Linked DNA regions of Homo sapiens: region 2 is linked to region 1. A link is an interaction called in ENCODE POLR2A ChIA-PET data of the cell type or tissue named here. Cell type or tissue: Panc1. All regions are shown on one strand.

Region 1 (4,000 bases):
TGTGGGAAGCCCATCTTCACCCTGCCTGCCATCAAATGCACACAGAGAACAGAGTGCAGCCCTGTCGTGAAGGTAGAGGTGTCTGTGTGTGGAAGGGTTGACATGTCCCACATCCACCGCAAACCATGTCTTCTTTTATTTTTTATTTTTTGAGACAGAGTCTCGCTCTGTAGCCCAGGCTGGAATGTAGTGGCAGCGGTTTTGGCTCACTGCAACCTCTGTCTCCAAAGTTTCAGCAGTTCTCCTGCCTCAGCCTCCTGAGTAGCTGGGATTACAGGCACGCGCCACCACACCCAGCTAATTTTTTATTATTAGTAGAGACAGAGTTTCACCATGTTGGCAAGGCTGGTCTCGAACTCCTAACCTCAGGTGATCTGCCTTCCTCGGCCTCCCAAAGTGCTGGGATTCCAGGCGTGAACCACCGCGCCTAGCCACAGACCACGTCTTCTTCCGTGACAATTTACGGTTCCTGACTCAAGGATGACTACCTCTCCCAGCACTTTGGAAGGCTGAGGCAGGAGGATTACTTGAGCCCAGGAGTTCAAGACCAGCCTGGGCAACAATAGTGAGACTTTGTTTCTACCAAAAAAAAAAAAAAAAAAAAACCGCTGGATGTGTGGCACGCGCCTGTAGTCCTAGCTCCTTGGGAGGCTGAGGTGGAAGGTTCTCTTGAGCCTGGGAGGTCAAGGCTACAGTGAGCCAAAATCATGCCACTGCACTCCAGCCTGGGAGTGCAGGACCCCGTCTCAAAAACAAAAAATGGGCCGGGCGAGGTGGCTCACGCCTGTAATCCCGGCACTTTGGGAGGCCGAGGCAGGAGGATCATGAGGTCAGGAGATCAAGACCATCCTGGCTAACATGGTGAAACCCCGTCTCTACTAAAAATACAAAAAATTAGCTGGGCGTGGTGGAGGGCACCTGTAGTCCCAGCTACTTGGGAGGCTGAGGCAGGAGAATGGTGTGAACCCGGGAGGTGGAGCTTGCAGTGAGCTGAGATCGCACCGCTGCACTCCAGCCTGGATGACAGAGTGAGACTCCATCTGAAAAAAAAAAAAAAAAAAAAAGTTGACTACTTTTGGGAGCTCCAAATCTAAGAAGCAGGCTATGAGAAAATGGGCCTAAAGCCTCCTCAAATCCATAGCAAATCAGGCAGGGTGGTCATGTCATTACTCCCAAGACAGAAACAGATTTTCTCCTGTCCCAGTATTGATACATTTCTTTCCACTGGGCTTTTCCTGTATTTAAGTGATGTGTTTTTGTTTTTAACACAATTATAATCCTACTGTACATGTAAGATTATGCGCTTTCATTTAACATTGTACTATGATGATGTTTTCCATGTTTTTTAAGTTTTTCATAAAGTATAACTTTTGTTGGTTGTATCACAATCTTTTTTTTCTTTTTTGAGATGAGATCCTCCTCTGTTGCCCAGTGGCAGTGCAGTGGCATGATCACGATTTATTGCAGCCTTGACGGCCCAGACTCATGCAATTCTCCCACCTCAGCTTCCTGAATAACTGGGACCACAGGTGTGTACCACCATGCCTGGCTAATTTTTATTTTATTATTTGTAGAGATGAGGTTTTCCTATGTTGTCCAGGTTGGTCTCCAACTCCTGGGATCAAGCAATCCTCCCGTCTCAGCCTTCCAAACTGCTTGGATTACAGGCATGAGCCACTGCACCTGGCTCATAATGATTTTTAAAGCTTATTTGTATTAAGATATAATTCACATAACATTAAAAAACATCAAAAAACTGTATGTTTAAAAATATACAGCTTCGTGGGGTTTGTTTAGTATATTGTGCAATCATCACCGCTATCCAATTCCAGAGCTTTTTTTTTTTTTTTTTTTGAGACAGAGTTTTGCTCTTGTTGCCCAGGCTGGAGTGCAGTGGTACCATCTTGGCTCGCTGCAACCTCCGCCTCCCAGCTTCAAGCAATTCTCCTGCCCCTGCCTCCCGAGGGTGGGGAGGGATTACAGGCACCCGCCACCACATGAAGCTAATTTTCAGATTTTTGGTAGAGACAGGGTTTCACCCTGTTGGCCAGGCCAGTCTCGAACTCCTGACCTCAAGTGATCCACCCGCCTCGGCCTCCCCAAGTGCTGGGATTACAGGTGTGAACCACTGCACCTGGCCAGCACCATCTTATTAATACATTCCCACCAGCGAGGTCTGCGGTTCCAGTTTCTCGCCATCCCCGCTGACACTCGATGTTTTTTCTTTGGTGGATGCTCACATGCTTCTGCATGAGCCTTTTTCCCTCCTTTCCCCACGCCTCAGTTCTGGAGTCACCGTCTCTCTGAAGTCTCTCCTGACCCCATCCAAGTCGGCCTCCCCTCTGCTCTCCTTGCCCCGCTGCCTTCTGGGATGGATTACTGCTCAGTATCTGCCACGGTATCTCCGGCTTCCTGAGGGCTGGTGTTTGGTAACTTTCTTATGCATCTCTGTCTCCAGCACCTGGGCCTGTGTTCGACGGCTCAGTAGACACTAGAGTGCAGGGATGGAGATGACACACCACCCAGCATGGCTCAGAGTGAAGTGATTTCCCCCTTCCACATCCTCATCTGCCTCCACCCCATGAAAGTATTTATAGACAGGGAATCGTGGGAGTGGAGAACTACGTACGTAGCAGGGTTGAGTAGAGAAAGATGGGAAATGTCCACAGACGTCTTTTCTTTGCTCCCCTTTGCGGTGGGGATTCTGGAGATGTCAGGGACTGTGGGGATTGGCTGCTTGGTAGGCAGACATGAATGATGGGGTATCAGGACTAGATTCAGCTGCCCTGAAAGTGACAGAGCCCCACAATAGTGGCTTGAATTCATCAAAGTCCACAGTAAGCTCACCAGGGCTGGTTCAGCCACTGTCTCCATCAACTTCCCAGGAGCAGAGCACTGGCCCCTTCCAGCCCACCATGCCACAACCCTTAGGGCAGAAGGACCCAACCCAGTACGGGTCTGTGGCCTGTAAGGAGCTGGGCCCCACAGCAGGAGATGATGGCGGGCGAGCAAGCATTACCGCCTCCTGTCAGATCAGCGGCGGCACTAGATTCTCACAGGAGCACGAACCCTACGTGAACTGCGTACGCGAGGGATCTAGGTTCCACGCTCCTTATGAGAATCTAATACCTGATGATCTGAGGTGGAACAGTTTCATCCCAAAACCGTTCCCCCTCCACCGTGGGAAATTGTTTTCCATGCAACCGGTGACAAAAAGGTTGGGGACCGCTGCCCTAGGGTGTGGCCATCAGTGTCAGCAGCCAGAGCTCCAGACATCACATGGGTAGTGAAGCAACAGGATGGAGACATGATTGCAAGAGAAAGGGGTTCCAGGAAGGTTATCTGGGGCCGTCATATGAAAATTTTACTTGAATCCTATTGGCCAGAGCTGAGTCACATGGCTGCACCTAAATGTCAGTAGCTGGGACAGGTGGTCTTTACTCTGGGTAGTCATATGCAAGCTAAAAATTGGGTATTCTCTGGCTGGGCATGGTGGCTCACACCTGTAATCCCAGCACTTTGGGAGGCCGAGGTGGGTGGATCACTTAAGGTCAGGAGTTCAAGACTACCTTGGCCAATACGGTGAAACCCCGTCTCTACTAAAAATACAAAAATTGGCTGGGCGTGGCGGTGGGTGCCTGTAATCCCAGCTACCTGGGAGGCTGAGGCAAGAGAATTGCTTGAACCCGGGAGGCGGAGGTTGCAGTGAGCCAAGATTGTGCCACTGCACTCCAGCCTGGATGAAAGAGTGAGACCTTGTCAATAATAATAATAATTGGGCATTTTCCTACTATGGAAGAAGAGGGGGGAAGGTGGCAGAAAACATGTCTGCCCAGATGGATAGATGAAGAGAAACATCTATTGAGGAAGTATATGATTCCTCTGGCATTAGGCTGGATATTTTATTTTATTTTATTTTTCCAGATGGAGTTTCGCTCTTGTCGCCCAGGCTGGAGTGCAATGATGCGATTCGGGTCACTGCAACCTCCGCCTCCTGGAT
Region 2 (4,000 bases), 150 kb before region 1:
AAGGTCATCGATCACACAAGGCAGCTGAAACAGCATGGAACTCATCATAAATAACAGCCTGGTTGGTGTCCCCTTTTCAGAAATGGCAAAAGATCTAATGGACCTTACTCTACTGGGCTTGGCTGAATATACTTTCAAAGAAGTTTAGAAGTATTTCTTGTTATTATTCATTTAAAAATCATTTCCAGGCACAGTGGCACACACCTGTAATCCCAGCACCCTAGGAGGCCAAGGCAGGATCATCACTTGAGCCTAGGAGTTCAAGACCAGCCTGGGCAACATGGCAAGACCCCGTGTCTCTATAAAAAAAAAATTAAAAATTAGCCAAGCGTAGTGGCGCATGCCTGTGGTCCCAGCTACACTGGACTCTGAGACAGAAGGATCGTTTCGGCCGGGAGGTCAAGGCTGCAGTGAGCTGTGTTCACACCGCTGAACTCCAGCCTGTGTGACAGAGCAAGACTCTGTCTCAAAATGTAAAAAGTAAATAAATTTTTTTTTTGAGACGGAGTCTCCCTCTGTCGCCCAGGCTGGAGTGCAGTGGCGCGATCTCAGCTCACTGCAAGCTCCACCTCCCGGGTTCACGCCATTCACCTGCCTCAGCCTCCCGGATAGCTGGGACTACAGGCGCCCGCCACCACGCCCAGCTAATTTTTTGTATTTTTAGTAGAGACGGGGTTTCACCGTGTTAGCCAGGATGCTCTTGATCTCCTGACCTCATGATCCACTCACCTCGGCCTCCCAAAGTGCTAGGATTACAGGCATGAGCCACCACGCCCAGCCAAAAAAAGTAAATAAATTTTAAAAAATCACTTCCTTCTTATTTTCAACTAGATAAATAACTTGGGCACGATCAGTAGCAGGCCCCTATAGTCCCAGCCATTCTGGAAGCTGAGGCAGGAGGATTGCTTGAGCCCAGGAGTTCAAGGCCAGCCTAGGCAACATAGTGAGATCCCCATCTCTAATCACTTACACACTTACACACACACACACACACACACTTAAGTCAGCTTGACCAATTTAGAAGCCCAAGAAGAGCTGATAATAGTCTCTTCTATCTCAACCTCACTAAAAAGCCATTTACATACTTGTACCTCACTATTCTCACAATAAACATAAGTAACTACCCATGAGGGCAAAGTCAGTATGAGCAATTAAGTATAAGATTCCATGACATGGTCTATATCAGTGTTCCTTTGAATATCATCTGTAGCTTTCTGTTCAACATGGTAATATATTTTTTAACATTTCCAAATCTTTCTGCCATAGGTTGACCAATTTGTCTCCTCCTTGGAAAAACTCAATTTAACTCCTCTTGCCACCTCTCAAAACAGAAAATGCAGGTGGTTTTATAGAAATACTTTTTTTTCTTTTCTTTTTTTTTTTTGAGGCACAATCTCGCTCTTGTCGCCCAGGCTAGAGTGCAGTGGTGCAATCTCGGCTCACTGCAACCTCCGCCTCCCGGGTTCAAGCGATTCTCCTGCCTCAGCCCCTGAGTAGCTGGGATTACAGGTGCCCACCACCACAAACAGCTAATTTTTGTATTTTCAGTAGAGACGGGGTTTCGCCATGTTGGCCAGGCTGGTCTCGAACTCCTGACCTCAGGTGATCCACCCGCCTGGCCTCCCAAAGTGCTGGGATTACAGGCGTGAGCCACTGCACCTGGCCTAATTGTTGTATTTTTAGTAAAGACAGGGTTTCACCATGTTGGTCAGGCTGGTCTTGAACTCCTGACCTCAGGTGATCCGCCTGCCTCAGCCTCCCAAAGTGCTGGGATTACAGGCATGAGCTACCCAGCCCAGCCAACTTTTTTTTTAACTTCTTTTTTTTGTTTTCTTACTGCCTGTGTAATTGCAGAATATGGAAAGACTTTCTAACTACTGATTCAATTCCTTTACTGGTGATATGAGTGGTCTGGTTTTGTTTCTTCATAAGGCAGTTTGAATAAGCAACATTTTTCTTTCTTTTTTTTTTTTTTTTTTTTTTTTGAGACAGAATCCTGCTCTGTTGCCCAGGCTGGACTGCAATGGTGCGATCTCGGCTCACTGCAAGCTCCGCCTCCCAGGTTTACACCTTTCTCCTGCCTTAGCCTCTCGAGAAGCTGGGACTACAGGCGCCCGCCGGAACGCCCGGCTAACTCTTTTATTTTTAGTAGAGACGGGGTTTCACCGTGTTAGCCAGGATGGTCTCCATCTCCTGACCTCATGATCTGCCCGCCTCGGCCTCCCAAAGTGCTGGGATTACAGGCGTGAGCCACCGCGCCCGGCCAAGAAACATTTTTCTAAGAATATTTAGCACTTCTATCTGGGCGTGGTGATGTGAACCTGTAATCCCAGCTACTCCGGAGGCTGAGGTAGGAGAATCGCTTGAACCCTGTAGGAGGCGGAGCCTACAGTAAGCTAAGATCACACCACTGCACTCTAGCCTGGGCAAAAGAGTGAGACTCCGTCTCAAAATAATAATGATAATAATAATAATAATAATAAAATTAAGGTCAGGAGCGGTGGCTCATGCCTGTAATCCTAGCACTTTGAGAAGCCAAGGCAGGCAGATCACAAGGTCAAGAGATCAAGACCATCCTGGCCAACATGGTGAAACTGTCTGTACTACAAATGTACAAAAATTAGCTGGGCGTGGTGGCACATGCCTGTAGTCCCGACTATTCAGGAGGCTGAGGCAGAGGCAGAAGAATCGCTTGAACCCGGGAGGCAGAGGTTGCAGTGAGCCAGAGATCATGCCACTGCACTCCAGCCTGGCAACACAGTGAGACTGTCTCAAAAAAATAAATTAATTAAAAAAAATAAGGCAGGGCGCAGTGGCTCACGCCTGTAATCCCAGCACTTTGGGAGGCCGAGGCGGGCGGATCACCTGAGGTCAGGAGTTCGAGACCAGCTGGACCAACATAGAGAAAACCCGTCTCTACTAAAAATATAAAATTAGCCAGGCGTTTTGGCACATGCCTGTAATCTCGGCTAGTCGGGAGGCTGAGGCAGGAGAATCGCTTGAACCTGGAAAGCAGAGGTTGCGGTGAGCAGAGATTGTGCCACTGCACTCCAGCTCGGGCAAAAAGAGCAAAACTGCGTCTCAAAAAAAAAAAAAAAATCAAGAAAAAGACACTAGTACCCGAACACCAGCTTAAGAGCAAGTCAAAACTCTAACCAGTCCCACTTTTTAAAGGTCTCTGTTCCTCCTGCAATAGCAGGTAGTAACCAACTCGGATGACGTCAGTGTTGTAGAGACCATTTGTAATAGTGAGATATCCCCAAACAAAGGATGTAGATCATAAGGCAGAAAGTATCTCAATGTTTTAGGATCCTACTATTCTTTCAGAATCATACACGACAACTAAATCAGGATTATATATTTAAGACTGAACAAAAATGTGTCCATGTACTGTAAATAGCAATTTTTAAAAAATTGCTCCTTTTCTTTCTTCTCTCTTAAAATCCTGAAGTTTCTGTATATCTTTGCAGATCATTCCCTACCAGACTAAATTTATAACGAGTTTATGGGGCCAGGAGAACATTACTGGACAAAATTAAGTTTATGAGAATTAGGTGAGAATATAGAAAAAGGGAAGGTAGAGAGACAATAAAATGACAATGCTACTACAGTCCCTAGAGCATAATATTGGAGGGAAATTGATGACGAAAGGTGAATTAAACATTCATTTCACAGGATCAGAACTCATTTGTCTCACATTTCAAATGTACACATGAAAAACTAAGTGTGAGGATTCATTTGACCTAATTACTGAAATTCTTTACAAAACACTAATATCAACTCAACCCCAAAGAATAAAACCCCAGATTACACATTATCATTCCGACGACTGAAGTCTAACCGGCAGAAAGTTGGCCTCGTAACACAAAATGAAAAACCAAGGCTCAATCTCTTCCTGTTCTCTGAAGAAATCATCTCATTGGAAAGAAAACAGAAAGGGAGCGACCAGTTTCCTAGGTCTGTGCTACTTAAGTACCCCATCCTCCCAGTAATCACCAAT

Evidence for each region. Peaks named below come from ENCODE experiments on the same cell type or tissue, not always from the same donor. Only the 100,000 strongest peaks of a DNase experiment are listed, where the experiment ranks them.
Region 2: POLR2A ChIA-PET joins it to region 1 with 5 read pairs; 6 of 35 experiments call an interaction of 5 or more read pairs at or near these places.

What each region holds. Positions count from the first base shown.
Region 1 is chr17:75,298,685-75,302,684 of GRCh38, forward strand. No RefSeq gene overlaps it. Among named protein-coding and RNA genes, the nearest start is that of SLC25A19, 11 kb to the left of the region's middle. RefSeq lists an enhancer at 2,485-2,985. In Panc1, no CTCF peak of the experiment used is centred here; no DNase peak of the experiment used is centred here.
Region 2 is chr17:75,148,887-75,152,886 of GRCh38, forward strand. The region is part of intron 1 of JPT1 (Jupiter microtubule associated homolog 1); the gene reads right to left. LOC107985034 (a long non-coding RNA gene) reads left to right here. Exons shown (of 2, transcript XR_007065907.1): 2 at 1-147. Among named protein-coding and RNA genes, the nearest start is that of JPT1, 3.6 kb to the right of the region's middle. In Panc1, no CTCF peak of the experiment used is centred here; no DNase peak of the experiment used is centred here; H3K4me3 peaks cover 2,035 bases; H3K27ac peaks cover 1,471 bases.